Regions from separate parts of the Homo sapiens genome. Here region 1 is linked to region 2. Evidence: chromatin contacts called from ENCODE Hi-C or POLR2A ChIA-PET data. All regions are on one chromosome and are shown on one strand. Each heading gives the region's core, a stretch centred on a gene start or an enhancer-like site at or near the end of the contact. The rest is flanking DNA. Distances are from core to core; before and after follow the strand shown. Region 1 has its middle 59 kb from the start of MIR8071-2. Region 2 has its middle 6.6 kb from the start of MIR8071-2.

Region 1 (6,736 bases), core at 564-3,063, 52 kb before region 2:
GATTCTAATCACTCAGACCTCCTTTTGATCACTGAACCCTAGTATTTATCACTGAGCCCTGATCCTGATCGTTGGGCCCTATTTCTGGTAACTGAGCTCTGATCCTGACCACTGACCTCTGTTCCTAATCACTGAGCCCTGGACCAGATCACTGGCCCCTGGTCCTGATCACTGGCCCCTGGACCTGATCACTGACCCTTGTTCCCGATTGCTGAGCCCTGGACCTGATCACTGAGCCCTGTTCCTGATCACTAACCCCTATTCCTGATCACTGAGCCCTGGTCCTGATTACTGAGCCCTGGACCCAGTCAATGACCCCTGTTCCTGATCACTGAGCCCTGGACCAAATCACTGAGCCCTGGACCAGATCACTGGGCCCTGGTCTTGATCACTGGGCCCTGGTCCTGATTACTGAGCCCTGATCCTGATCACTGGGCCCTGTTCCTGACCACTGAGCCCTGGACCAGACCGCGGATCCCTGTTCCTGATCACTGATCTCTGGTTCTTTAATTATGCATATTCATTTTGAAATCTGATTCCTTTTCTGAGCATGTATCAGTCTGACTAGACACTGAGTCCTGTCTGATTTCTGAGCCTTGGCCCTCATGAGTAAGTGACCTGCAGTGGTGGAGGGAGGCCTCCAGGGGAGCCGAGACCCTCTCAGTGCATGTACTCACTGGTAGATGAAGAAATGACCCCAATGACTTGCTCCATTTTTCCAGGCTCAGAGGGGTGTGTAGGCCCCAGGAGGACTTGGTGGCGAGAAGACCAGCCCAGGCCCTGTGAGCTACACCCAGCCCCAGCCCCTAAGGGGTCGCCAGGTCTCGACTTAGCACTGGGGAGGGGGTACAGTACAGGAGTGGGGACAGGAAGGTGAGGGGAGGCCATGCCGTTTGTATTCTCTTGCTTTTCTCTCTCTCCTGAAGCCTCTTGAATAGACCTGCAGAAATACCCAAAATAGCCCTGTGGGGTGGCTGAGTCATTGTGAACACAGCCCAGGTCAGGTGTTCCAGCCAGAGAACTGCTGTTCTGAGAAACATGCCCCAAAACCGAGACCTGGCCAGGTGTGCCTGGGGCCTGAGCGAGGGGCTGCAGCCACAGGTAGGCCCAGCCCCAACCAGCCCAGGGTCAGCTAGGGCTTTCCAGGTCCAGGGTTAGGCAGAGGTCAGCCAGGGTCAACCATGGTCTATCTGAGGGGAGAGACAAGAGACACAGAGACATAGAGAGAGAGAGAGACAGGGATGGGGAGAGACAAGAGAGACAGGAAAGGAGAGACAAAGACAGACACAGAGAGAGAGATGGGGATGGAGAGAGATAAGAGACAGGGACAGGGAGGGACAGAGGCGAGGCCAGTGACAGAGACAGAGTTACAAGAGACAGAAAGAGAGAGAGATGAGATGAGAGAGATAAGAAGAAACGGAGACAGAGATGGGAGAAAAAGAGAGGAGATGGGAACAGGGAAAAAGAGACATGGAGACAGACATGCAGAGAGAACACAACAGAGGCAGAGAACACACAGGGAGAGAAAGAGGCAGCAAGATGGGCCCAGGAACTCAGCTGCAAGCCCCTCTCACACAGTCACTCTCACAAACACACACCACGACTATTATACAACATTCACACACAAACACACAGAAACATACCCACGCTCACAGCCACACACTAAGTCACTGTCACATCCATACCCACACTCACACCCAAACACACATGGCCCAGGAGCAAATGGGGAGACCTCAGCCTGCAGCTGGGAGCGGCCGAGCGGGCGCTGGGCCAGAGTCGGGGCCTGTCTGTGGGTGGGGGGCACGGCAGCACGGGCCCACCTGCACCTACAAGGCCTGGCCCCCGAGGTCACTGGGCCACCACCCAGCCCTCGCCCTGTTCCCCGTCTGTGCTGGCCGGGGCAGGACTCTGAGCCTCCAGGAAACCTGCAGATCCACACAGGACCCGGAACATCGGGCTGGGGTGGGTAACAACATGGGAGAGGCGGGAGCAGGAGGTCCCAGGACCCTGCGCACTGCGACCCCAGCCCTGGGGGCTGAAGCCCAGGACAGCCTCAGGTCTCCCAGGAGGGACTGGACAGTGGGGGATGGTCAGAGAACAGGAGAGCCAGCAGGGTGCAGCCCGAGGACAGGGATGGACGCTGGGAGGTCAACAGGACAGGGGCAGGGGCCGTGGAGTGGGCGAAGGTCCTGGAGGGCCTAGAGAACCTGTGGGTCCGTGTTTGTGGGAAGGAGGCCAGGAGCAGCCCAGAGTGGCCAGGCTGGCAGGGGTGAGGAGGTGGGGGCAGTGAGGTGAGGGTGACCGAGCCAGTGAGGCCTCTGGCCAGGGAGGGGACCTTGGCTGGGCTCTGACTGAACCCAGGGCTCCTGGAGAAGGGGCCCCAGGCGGGGATGAGGATGTGGGCATCTGACTCCATCAACAATGGGGCTTCCAACACGCACAGCCTGGGCCTCGGAGACCTGGGCCCTGACCCGCCTCCCCCTGGCACTGGGCCGGGTGCCGTGTGTGGTCCCCAGTCCCCGCAGCACCTCCCCCACACTGGTCACGTTCCAGGGCCCCTCTGAAGCACCTGCTGTGAGGGGATGTGGGGAGGGGACAGGGACTTGGGCCTGAGCTGCCGGGTCGGGGGGGAGTCGGGGACCCAGGCTCAGCGTGTGGCTGGGGACCAGACAGATGGGGATGGAGGAGGACACGCCCTGTACCCACTGCCTGCCAAGGGGCTGGACCCACGCCCAGTCTAGGCCATGTCCCCCGAGGCCTGTGAACCTTCACTCTGAGCCACTAAAACATTCAGGAGCTTTGAAAGCAGCCCCCGTCCTTGTCACTATGCGATGACTCTGAGCATCACGCTGTCCCTGCTGGATCCACCCTCCAGCCCCAGCGAGGGAGGCTGGGCCCCGGGCAGCAGGTGGTGAGGGCAGCGGGCACAGCCACCCTACAGCACACACAGGGTCTCAGGGACGCGTCCACCACAGCCCGTGCACAGGCTCCTCACGGCACTGAGTTCACCCGGGGCGCGGGCCGTTTGTCCTCAGGAGTCCCGCTGTACCCTCCGCCCCCAGCCCTGTCCTGCTGAGGCTGCAGCTGGGTCCCGGGGCACAGGGCGGCCCTGAGCACTTTGTCATCTTGGTCCCTGTCGGGTGGGCTGCTGGCTGTCTGTGGAGCTGGCAGAGCCGCGGTTCAGCCTTGGAGGCCGGTCCTGGGGCCCAGCAGCCGTGGGGAGCACTGCCCAGTCCCGTGCCCACAGGGAATCACCTGGGCTGAGGAAGGGCCCACACGCCGACGGGATCGGGGTCAGGCAGCGCACGCCTGGCACCGAGATCCCACGTCCCGAAGTGGGGACACGGCCCAGGGGCACTGTTCCGGGAGGGTCTCAAGATGGGGTCTCCTATTTCAATCTTCACTCCTTCTGCACCTGTTAGCTGGGAACCTTCTAGAAGGAGGGGTGTCCTCAATCATGGGGTGGTTGTGAGCTGAGCACAGATCATGCAGGAAGGTACATGGCTTCTCCTTCACCAGGAAAACAGTGCAGAGAGACAGAGACACAGAGACAGAGACAGAGTAACAGAGAAAGAGAGACAGAGAGAGACACAGAGACAGAGACAGAGTAACAGAGATAGACAGAGAGACACAGAGACAGAGACAGAGTAACAGAGATAGAGAGACAGAGAGAGACACAGAGACAGAGTAACAGAGAAAGACAGAGAGACAGAGACAGAGACAGAGTAACAGAGAGACAGAAAGAGACAGAGACAGAGTAACAGAGATAGAGAGACAGAGAGAGAGATAGAGACAGAGGCAGGCACAGAGATAAGAAAGATACACAGAAACAGAGAGAGACAGAGATAGATAGTCACTGTCACATTCATACCCACGCTCACCTGCTCACACACTCACACACTCACCTCACACTCACACACACTCTCACACTCACAGTCACTTACACTCACACACAGTCACACACACACAGTCACACACACACTCACAAACACACTCACACACTCACACACACTCTCACACACACACTGAGCTTCCCTCAGGCCCTGTCACTTCCGATGGGGCCTACGGCCTGTCTAAGCCTCTGGGCCACCAGCCCCTGGCTCACCGGTGTGTGCCCACCACACCCCGCCTTGGGGGTCCCCTCTATGAGCTGGGCACATGCCCTCCGCTCTGTTCATGGCTGGCCTGGGGGAAACAGGGCCCACCCAAGGCCTGGCTCAGGGAAGGCCTCAAACACACATGGCCCAGGAGCAAAGGGGCAGAGCTCAGCCTGCAGCTGGGAGCGGGCAGGGGTAGTGGAGTGGGCAGAGGGCCTGGAGAACCTGCAGGGCTCCGATGTCTCTGGGAAGGGGGCCCAGGAGCAGCTCAGCGTGGCTGGGCCGGCAGGGGCGAGGAGGTGGGGGCCGTGAGGGAGGGGTGACTCGGCTGTGTGGGGTGCCGGGGGACACGGGCTTTGCTCCGGCTGAGCCCAGGCAGTGGCGAATCCCTGAGCTGCCAGGAGGAGAGCAGGGCCGGGGTCAGGCAGAGGTGGGCCGCGGGGCCGAGGGCTGCGGCCGGTCGGGAGCAGTCGGTCGGTTGAGGGCACCATTACATGGAGGGCTGTGAGACGGGAGACCCCATTCCCTTCATTCCTTGTGCACGTGTTAGTGAGGAAACTTCTAGAAGGAGGGCATTGCTCGTAGTGGGTGAGTGTGAGCACAGATCATGCAGGCTGGCGTGCTGCCGTGAAGTGCCTCTCTTTACTTTCCAGACCTCAGCATGGCAAGCCCGTCCTGCGCCCCAGGGTCTTTCTGGAGTACACGCCGCGCGGTCCTGGTGGGCACCATACCTGGCACCCACGCTTTGGCCGGGCCCGAACCTTGCGCCCTCCCAGCCCCCATGTGGCTCTCCCTTGGCCATACTGGCCTTTTGCCAGTCCTCCTACCTCACCCTAGGGTCTGCCTGGCCCTGCCCTCCCTTCCTAGCCCCCCAAGGAGGCTGGAGGGCACCCCTGCGTCCACCAGCAGCAGCTCCTCATGGGCGAGTCTCCTTGGGCCAGTGACACATAGTGTGCCCCGATGGTGCCACGGCAGCCTGGGCCCTCCGCCTTCCTGCTTGGCAGGCACCCCCGCTCCCTGCACCCTCACCGGGGCACCTGTGAGCCCTGAGGGCCAGTGGGGGTCTCACTGCTGCTCCCTCCCACAGCCTAGCCTCGGGCCTCAGGGCTCTGCATCCAAGCGGCCCAGGGCTCCCTGCGGTCTCAGCCCGAGTGGGCCTTTGAGCCTTCGCGTTCTCTGCAGGGTGGGACCTGCCCAAGGGCTGCTGAGGGCTTCCCAGGGGTCCTGTGGGTCCCACCTAGGGGCAAGCTGGTGAGGAAAGTGGGTCCTGCCATGGCGGCCGGGTGGGCTGAGTTTTCGGCATCTCTGGGCCCAACAGCAGGTCCCTGGAGCGGCGCCCACCCCTCCCCCAGGCAGGTGTGAGGGCTCTGATCTGTTTCTCCTTGAGTGACTCATTCTGGGCAGACTTGGCCCTCAGGGCACATGCAAATGGTTGTTTGTTCCACACCGAAAACATGTTTCTTGCCCTCTGAGGCTGTTTCCAGAAATAGCTTGCACGATTCTCCACCTGCAGCTGCAGCCGCCACCCACCCAGTGTGGCCAGGCTGGCCCAGGCCTCCAGATTCGGGGACACCCCCCGCCCCCTCCCCCAGCGTGGCCAGGCTGGCTCAGGCCTCCAGATTCGGGGACACCCGCCCCCTCCCCCAGGACAGGCCCACTTGGGTTACTGACACTGGGACCACCCTGCAAACGTCAACTTTATTGAATTCAGTGGTTCTGAACTTGTTGCCATCTTTGGGACCAGGACCCAGGGGCAGCCCCCAGGTTGGCAGGAAGGGCAGGGGAGCCAACGCTGGCAGGGCCCCCAGCCAACCCCCACCCCAGAAGCCCCAAGGAGGCTGAGCGGAGGTGGCCCTGGTGGCCTGGGCACAGGCAGCCCGATTGGTACAGGGCCGGTCTGGTGCAGGCCCGCACCTCCCCCACCCTCATGGCCTGGTGGTCCCCACTGTACAGAGAGAACACTGAGGCTCAGCAGGGCCAGGGACATGGCCTGAGGTTACATGGTGATGGGGGCTGGGTCTCCGGGCCTGGGGGCCGTGGTGGGTGCAGCACCCGGACTGCGTGGGCTGTGGCCTCCCTGCTCCCAGCTCTGTCACACCCGTCTCCATCTGAGCCTCCAGCTCCATCTTTCCCGCTGTCCCTGTCTCTGGCTACCCTTCTGTCTCCCTGTCTCTCTGCCTCTCTGAAGGTATCTCCCTGCCCGAATCTCTGTCTCTGTCCCATTGTCGGTGTCTCTGACTCATCTCTGTCAAGCCCGTCTGCTGGGCTTTGTCCCGCCATCTTGCCTGTCTTGGCCTCTCTCTCTTTCTGTGTGTCTCCGTCGGTGCCTCCTTTCTCCATCCATCTCTCCCCCGTGTCTGTCTCTATCCCTCCGTCTCTCTTCCCGTCTATCCCTCCCTCTGTGCCTGTCCCTTTGCTGTGTCCCTTTCTTTGCCTCTGTCTCTCTGTCTGTCTCTTCGTGTCCCTGTGTGTCTCTCTCTGTCTCTCTGCTTCTATCTCTGTCTTTCTGTATCTCTGTCTATATCTCAGCCTCTTTGTGTCCCTGTGTGTGTGTCTCTCTCTTCTCTGTCTTTCCATGCCTCTGTCTATATCTCTGTCTCTCTGCCTCTGTATCTCTGTCTGTCTGTTCGTGTCCCTGT
Region 2 (6,659 bases), core at 378-2,877:
TACATTCTGGATGCTTCCTGTTCCATGCTGGACATTTCCTGTTCCACTCTGGATGCTTCCTGTTACATTCTTGATGCTTCCTGTTCCATGCTGGACATTTCCTGTTCCACTCTGGATGCTTCCTGTTACATTCTGGATGCTTCCTGTTCCATGCTGGACATTTCCTGTTCCACTCTGGATGCTTCCTGTTACATTCTGGATGCTTCCTGTTCCATGCTGGACATTTCCTGTTCCACTCTGGATGCTTCCTGTTACATTCTTGATGCTTCCTGTTCCATGCTGGACATTTCCTGTTCCACTCTGGATGCTTCCTGTTACATTCTGGATGCTTCCTGTTCCACTCTGGACGCTTCCCATTCCACTCTGGATGCTTCCTTTTCCATGCTGGACCTTTCTTGTTCCACTCTGGATGCTTCCTGTTCCATGCTGGATGCTTCCTTTTCCATTCCGGACACTTCCTATTCCATTCTGGACACTTCCTGTGCGACACCTCCTCGGGCTTTTGGTCTGCCCAGTCCCTCTGGCCTCATACCATCCCCCCTTACCTCCCACTTCCACGTTCGTCCTTCCTCAGCTCCTCCCTCTCTCTAGAGCTTCGGCCTGGCAAGGTCCCTCCTGATCTCAGTCCAGGCTCCCCCAGCACAGGTAGGAGACTTGCACCTGCCCTTGGACCTCCCCACCCTGCATGATGCCAGCATCCCCCAGGCCCCAGGGAGGCCCCATTTCTCTCTCTGCTTGTAGTCCAGTGGCCCTGGAGTGCCACTGCAACTCGGGTGTGCCCCTCGCCTCTGAGGAAGCTAAGTGCCCTAAGCTAAGCAGAGGCCATCCCCTCTGCTCAGCCCCAGGGCCCTGCCCCCTACCCCTTCCCCTCACCTGCACCACAGGCTCTGGCCAACTCTGCCCAGGCTCTGAATGGGCCCCTCTGGCTCCCCTCTGCTGCTACACTGCCCTGCACCACCTCCACTCAGCTTCAGTGTGTTCATCCACCTGTCCCACGTCCCCTCGGCCCCCAGGAGCACAGCTGGTGGCCCTGGCTCCTGGCAGCCCATCTTGTTCCTTCTGGAGCACCAGCCTCAGAAGCCTTCCTGTGCAGGGTCCACTCGGCCAGCCCTGGGACCCTCCTGGTCTCAAGCACACACATTCTCCCTGCAGCCAGACCTGCCCCTGCCTGTGAGCTCAGACCTGAGCCTTGGAACGCCTTCCCTTCTCCATCCCAGCTCGCCTTTGCCAGCTGCTCAGCGGGATGAACTCACACTCCCCTCCCTGCACCATGAGTGAGAGCCAGCTGGAGAGACGCCCAGGCCAAAGCAGCCACCAGGGCCCAGTGGGGGTCAGAAGCTTCAGGTGAGAGGCCCAGGTATTGAGAGGCTGAGACCACGGGCAGAATGGTCATAATCACTGCCAGTATCAGTCCAGCCCCAGGGACTCAGAGACAGAGAAAAGAGCAGTGAACAAGGTCCGGGCTCCCCACCTTCTCCCACGAGTATGGGGGCAGCCACCACCCCCATCCCCACACACCCATGAGGCAGCCTCGGCTGTGTCTGGACTCCCCCTTACCCTGTGACACAGAAACCACCAGAAGAAAAGGGAACTTCAGGAAGTAAGCGGTGCCGCCGGTTTCAATCCTGTTCTTAGTCTTTGCAGCGTGGAGTTCACACCCCTGGGGACCTGAGGGCCGAGCTGTGATTTCCTAGGAAGACAAATAGCAGCTGACGGCGTGGGCAAGTCTGCCCACATGTACCGCGCCAAAACAGGAAGGGCTGAGACCCCCACCTCGGTGAGTAGGGTCAGCACAGGGCAAGGGCACAGGCTCGGGAGGAGAAGGACAGAGCCTGGGTGCAGCCGTGGGCGCTCCTGGACCTCAGCTGCTGAACAGGCTACAAGAGGCTGGGGAGACGTGGGGGCAAGGCCAGCCCCACATGGAGACCCAAGCGGAGCCAGCACGGGGGAGGTGGGCAGCCTTCAGGCACCAACGCCCACCCAGTGCAAGATGACGGGGACCGTGGGCAGGGGCTTCCAAGCCAACAGGGCAGGACACACCAGAGGCTGACTGAGGCCTCCATGACGACCAGGCTGGGAGCACGAGGAACCTGACGGGATGCGGCAGAGCCGGCCGTGGGGTGATGCCAGCATGGGCAGGACCCACCTGAGCTGAGGAGGCAGTAGAACGAGGGAGGAGGAGAGGCCCCAGGTGAACGGAGGGGCTTGTCCAGGCCAGCAGCATCACTGGAGCCCAGGGCAGGGTCAGCAGTGCTGGCCGTGGGGCCCTCTCTCAGCCAGGACCAAGGACAGCAGGTGAGCCGGGAGCAGAGCAGGGAGGGTGAGTGTGGCAGCAGGACAGGAGGGTGGAAGCCAAGGAGCCCAGAGGCAGAGGCAGGGACAGGGGAGGCACAGGGGCTAGGCTCAGAGCCACCTGATGGCGCTGGGGCACCTGCTGGCGGGGAGCAGGGCTGTGGTCAGCAGCGGAGTGGAGGGGAGAGCTGTGCTGAGTGCACAGATGGGAGGAGGGAAGAGTCCAGGGAGGCCCAGAAAGGCCCAGAGTGCAGCAGGCCTGGGGCGAGGGGAGGGGTGAGGCTCCGTGCGTTCAGGGAGCTGACCCAGCAGAGCAGAGGCCACTGAGGAGCTGAGGTTCTGGAGAGGCTTCCAGAGCAGGAGCAGTGCAGGGACGGGAGGATCTGGGAGCTCACCCAGGAGGGGCACATGGGCAAGGGCAAGGGGCTCTGTTGGGGAGACCTGACTGGACACTGGGGCTGCTCCACAGCATAGGGAACAAGCCAAGTGCTGCAAAAACAAAAATGAGGCCAGAAAAACAGCCCAAACCTGGACAGAGGGTGCCAGGACAGGCAGGGGGGCAACAGTGACCTGAGTGACATTGCTGCCCGGGTTGAGGGAGGGCAGAGTGAGCAGGGGGCAGGCATTGGAGTTCAGGGTACCAGGACCGAGCAGCCACAGGTGAGCAGGGCAGGTGGGGGCAGAAGGAGCAGGGGGCACCTCCTGGAGCTCAGCAGACCAGGGCAGAGCAACTGAAGGTGAACAAGGGCAGGTGGGAGGCAGGATGAGCAGGGGGAAGACCCTGGAGCTCAGGGGACCAGGGCAGAGCAGCCTCAGGTGCCTCAGGTGAGCAGGGGCTGGTGGGTGGCAGGACGAGTAGGGGACAGCTCCTGGAGCTCAGGGGACCAGGACAGAGCATCAAGAGCTGAGCATGGCTAGTGGGAGGTGGGCGAACAGGGTGCAGCCCCTGGAACTCGGGACCAGGGCAGAGCAGCGGCAGGTGAGCACGGGCTGGTGGGAGGCAGGAGGAACAGGGGGCAGCTCTGGGACTTCAGGGGACCAGGGGAGGGCATCTGAAGGTGAACAGGGGCTGGTGGGGGCAGGAAGAGCAGGGGGAAGCCCCTGGAGCTCAGGGGACCAGGGCAGAGCAGCCACAGGTGAGCAGGGGCTGGTAGGAAGCAGGAGGAGCAGGGGACAGCCCCTGGAGCTCAGAGCACCAGGGCAGAGCACCCTCAGGTAAGCAGGGGCAGGTAGGAGGCAGGACGAGCAGGGGACAGCCCCTGGAGCTCAGGGGACAGAGGAGAGCATCAGAAGGTGAGCAGGACTGAGGCTTAGCCTCAGGGAATCAGAGCAGAGCAGCCACAGGTGAGCAGGGCCGGTGGGAGGCAGGACGAGCAGGGGACAGGCACTAGAGCTCAGGGCAAGGCAACCACAGGTGAGCAGGGCCGGTGGGAGGCATCACTCAGCTCCTAGATTTTGGCAGGAGCTGGGTAGTTGCTGGCAGCAGACAGCTGAGGGCTGGTGAAAGTGCAGTGCAGCCTCCTGGTGCCAGGAAGGGAGTGTGAGCCCATCCCACTGAGCAGTTGGCAAGGGTGAGCTGGGATGGAGAAGGGAAGGCATTCCAGGGCTCGGGGCTGAGCTCTCAGGCAGGGGCAGGTGTGGCTGCAGGGGGAATGTGTGCTTGAGACCAGGAGGGTCCCAGGGCTGGCCCCAGCGGACCCTAGGCAGGAAGGCCTCTGAGGCTGGCGCCCCAGAAGGAGCAAGATGGGCTGCCAGGAGCCAGGGCCACCAGCACAATGAAGCTGAGTGGAGGTGGTGCAGGGCAGTGTAGCAGCAGAGGGCTGCCAGAGGGGCCCATTCAGGGCCTGGGCAGAGTCAGCCAGAGCCTGTGGTGCAGGTGAGGGGAAGGGGTGGTGAGCGGGGCCCTGGGGCTGAGCAGAGGGGATGGCCTGGCTGAGGGCAGGGCACTTAGCCTCCTCAGAGGTCAGGGGCACACCCCACCTGCAGTGGGACTCCAGGGCCACTGGGCCAGCGGCAGAGAGAAATGGGGCCTCCCTGTGGCCTGGGGGTCCTGGCACCACGCAGGGTGGGGAGGGCCAAGGGCAGGTGCAAGGCTCCTACCTGTGCTGGGGGGCCTGGGTTGAGCCCAGCAGGGACCTTGCCGGGGGAAGCTCTGGAGAGAGGGAGGAGGTGGGCTGGTGGCCGAGAAGGCCAGGCCAGGGCTGGGAGGGTGAGGTTGTGGTGACTGAGCCTCCAGAAGTAATGCAGGACACTGGGAGGCAGGGGGCATCCAGGCACTCAGGGCCCTGACCTGGGCTGCTGCACACTGGGGCTAAGGGGAAAGGAGGGGAGAGGCTGAGGAGGAGGCTCCAGGAGGCTATTCCAAGGCAGGGGGTTCCGGGGCCCTGGGGCTGAAGGGCGCCGACCCTATGCAGTGTCTGGCCCCTCTGCTGCACAGAAGAAAAGGGCCTTGGAGGGCAGAGGGCAGGCTATGACCAGGGCCCTGGGCAAGTCAGGCCCACTCACTAGCGGAGGGCCACGCTGGGGCGGCAGGGTCAGGAGCTTCAGGGGACTCGGGGGACCCACGAGAAGCCATCTGAGAACAGTGTCCACTGGTCAAGCCAGGCACCCATAAAAGGCTGGAGTGGGGCCAATGGGCATGAGCCGTCCCTGAGGTGGCACCGATGGCCAGAGCTGAGGCCAAGCTAGAGGCCCTGGACTGTGCTGACTCCCGGCAGGCACAGAGCGCTGACCTGGCTGCCGAGCCCCGCCTCCTAGGCTGCAGGGGTGCCTGCAGAAGGGCACCACAGGGCCACCGGTCCTGCAAGCTTTCTGGGGCAGGCCGGGCCTGACTTTGGCTTTGGGGCAGGGAGGGGGCTAAGGTGACGCAGGTGGCGCCAGCCAGGTGCACACCCAATGCCCGTGAGCCCAGACACTGGACCCTGCCTGGACCCTCGCAGATAGACAAGAACCGAGGGGCCTCTGCGCCCTGGGCCCAGCTCTGTCCCACACCGCGGTCACATGGCACCACCTCTCTTGCAGCCTCCACCAAGGGCCCATCGGTCTTCCCCCTGGCGCCCTGCTCCAGGAGCACCTCCGAGAGCACAGCGGCCCTGGGCTGCCTGGTCAAGGACTACTTCCCCGAACCGGTGACGGTGTCGTGGAACTCAGGCGCTCTGACCAGCGGCGTGCACACCTTCCCGGCTGTCCTACAGTCCTCAGGACTCTACTCCCTCAGCAGCGTGGTGACCGTGCCCTCCAGCAACTTCGGCACCCAGACCTACACCTGCAACGTAGATCACAAGCCCAGCAACACCAAGGTGGACAAGACAGTTGGTGAGAGGCCAGCTCAGGGAGGGAGGGTGTCTGCTGGAAGCCAGGCTCAGCCCTCCTGCCTGGACGCACCCCGGCTGTGCAGCCCCAGCCCAGGGCAGCAAGGCAGGCCCCATCTGTCTCCTCACCCGGAGGCCTCTGCCCGCCCCACTCATGCTCAGGGAGAGGGTCTTCTGGCTTTTTCCACCAGGCTCCAGGCAGGCACAGGCTGGGTGCCCCTACCCCAGGCCCTTCACACACAGGGGCAGGTGCTTGGCTCAGACCTGCCAAAAGCCATATCCGGGAGGACCCTGCCCCTGACCTAAGCCGACCCCAAAGGCCAAACTGTCCACTCCCTCAGCTCGGACACCTTCTCTCCTCCCAGATCCGAGTAACTCCCAATCTTCTCTCTGCAGAGCGCAAATGTTGTGTCGAGTGCCCACCGTGCCCAGGTAAGCCAGCCCAGGCCTCGCCCTCCAGCTCAAGGCGGGACAGGTGCCCTAGAGTAGCCTGCATCCAGGGACAGACCCCAGCTGGGTGCTGACACGTCCACCTCCATCTCTTCCTCAGCACCACCTGTGGCAGGACCGTCAGTCTTCCTCTTCCCCCCAAAACCCAAGGACACCCTCATGATCTCCCGGACCCCTGAGGTCACGTGCGTGGTGGTGGACGTGAGCCACGAAGACCCCGAGGTCCAGTTCAACTGGTACGTGGACGGCGTGGAGGTGCATAATGCCAAGACAAAGCCACGGGAGGAGCAGTTCAACAGCACGTTCCGTGTGGTCAGCGTCCTCACCGTCGTGCACCAGGACTGGCTGAACGGCAAGGAGTACAAGTGCAAGGTCTCCAACAAAGGCCTCCCAGCCCCCATCGAGAAAACCATCTCCAAAACCAAAGGTGGGACCCGCGGGGTATGAGGGCCACATGGACAGAGGCCGGCTCGGCCCACCCTCTGCCCTGGGAGTGACCGCTGTGCCAACCTCTGTCCCTACAGGGCAGCCCCGAGAACCACAGGTGTACACCCTGCCCCCATCCCGGGAGGAGATGACCAAGAACCAGGTCAGCCTGACCTGCCT

What was found. A loop is a pair of places that touch in the nucleus more often than their neighbours do. ChIA-PET counts read pairs that join two places held with the same protein, here RNA polymerase II (POLR2A). Pooled maps may share reads with other maps.
Region 1: a loop to region 2 is called in a pooled map, with 1.8 times the contacts of the local background. The contact joins two enhancer-like sites. A Hi-C loop is called at or near these places in 1 of 37 single-sample maps with no recorded cell type and 1 of 50 pooled maps. POLR2A ChIA-PET finds 5 or more read pairs at or near these places in 1 of 52 experiments (common myeloid progenitor, CD34-positive).

Annotation. Positions count from the first base shown.
Region 1 is chr14:105,695,349-105,702,084 of GRCh38, reverse strand. It overlaps IGH. Among named protein-coding and RNA genes, the nearest start is that of MIR8071-2, 59 kb to the right of the region's middle. RefSeq lists enhancers at 821-1,142, 5,431-5,805. Within about 2 kb of position 1,813, at least 5 of the 41 ENCODE cell types and tissues checked have a DNase peak (open chromatin) inside an H3K27ac peak, as active enhancers do.
Region 2 is chr14:105,643,444-105,650,102 of GRCh38, reverse strand. It overlaps IGH and IGHG2. Among named protein-coding and RNA genes, the nearest start is that of MIR8071-2, 6.6 kb to the right of the region's middle. Within about 2 kb of position 1,627, at least 2 of the 41 ENCODE cell types and tissues checked have a DNase peak (open chromatin) inside an H3K27ac peak, as active enhancers do.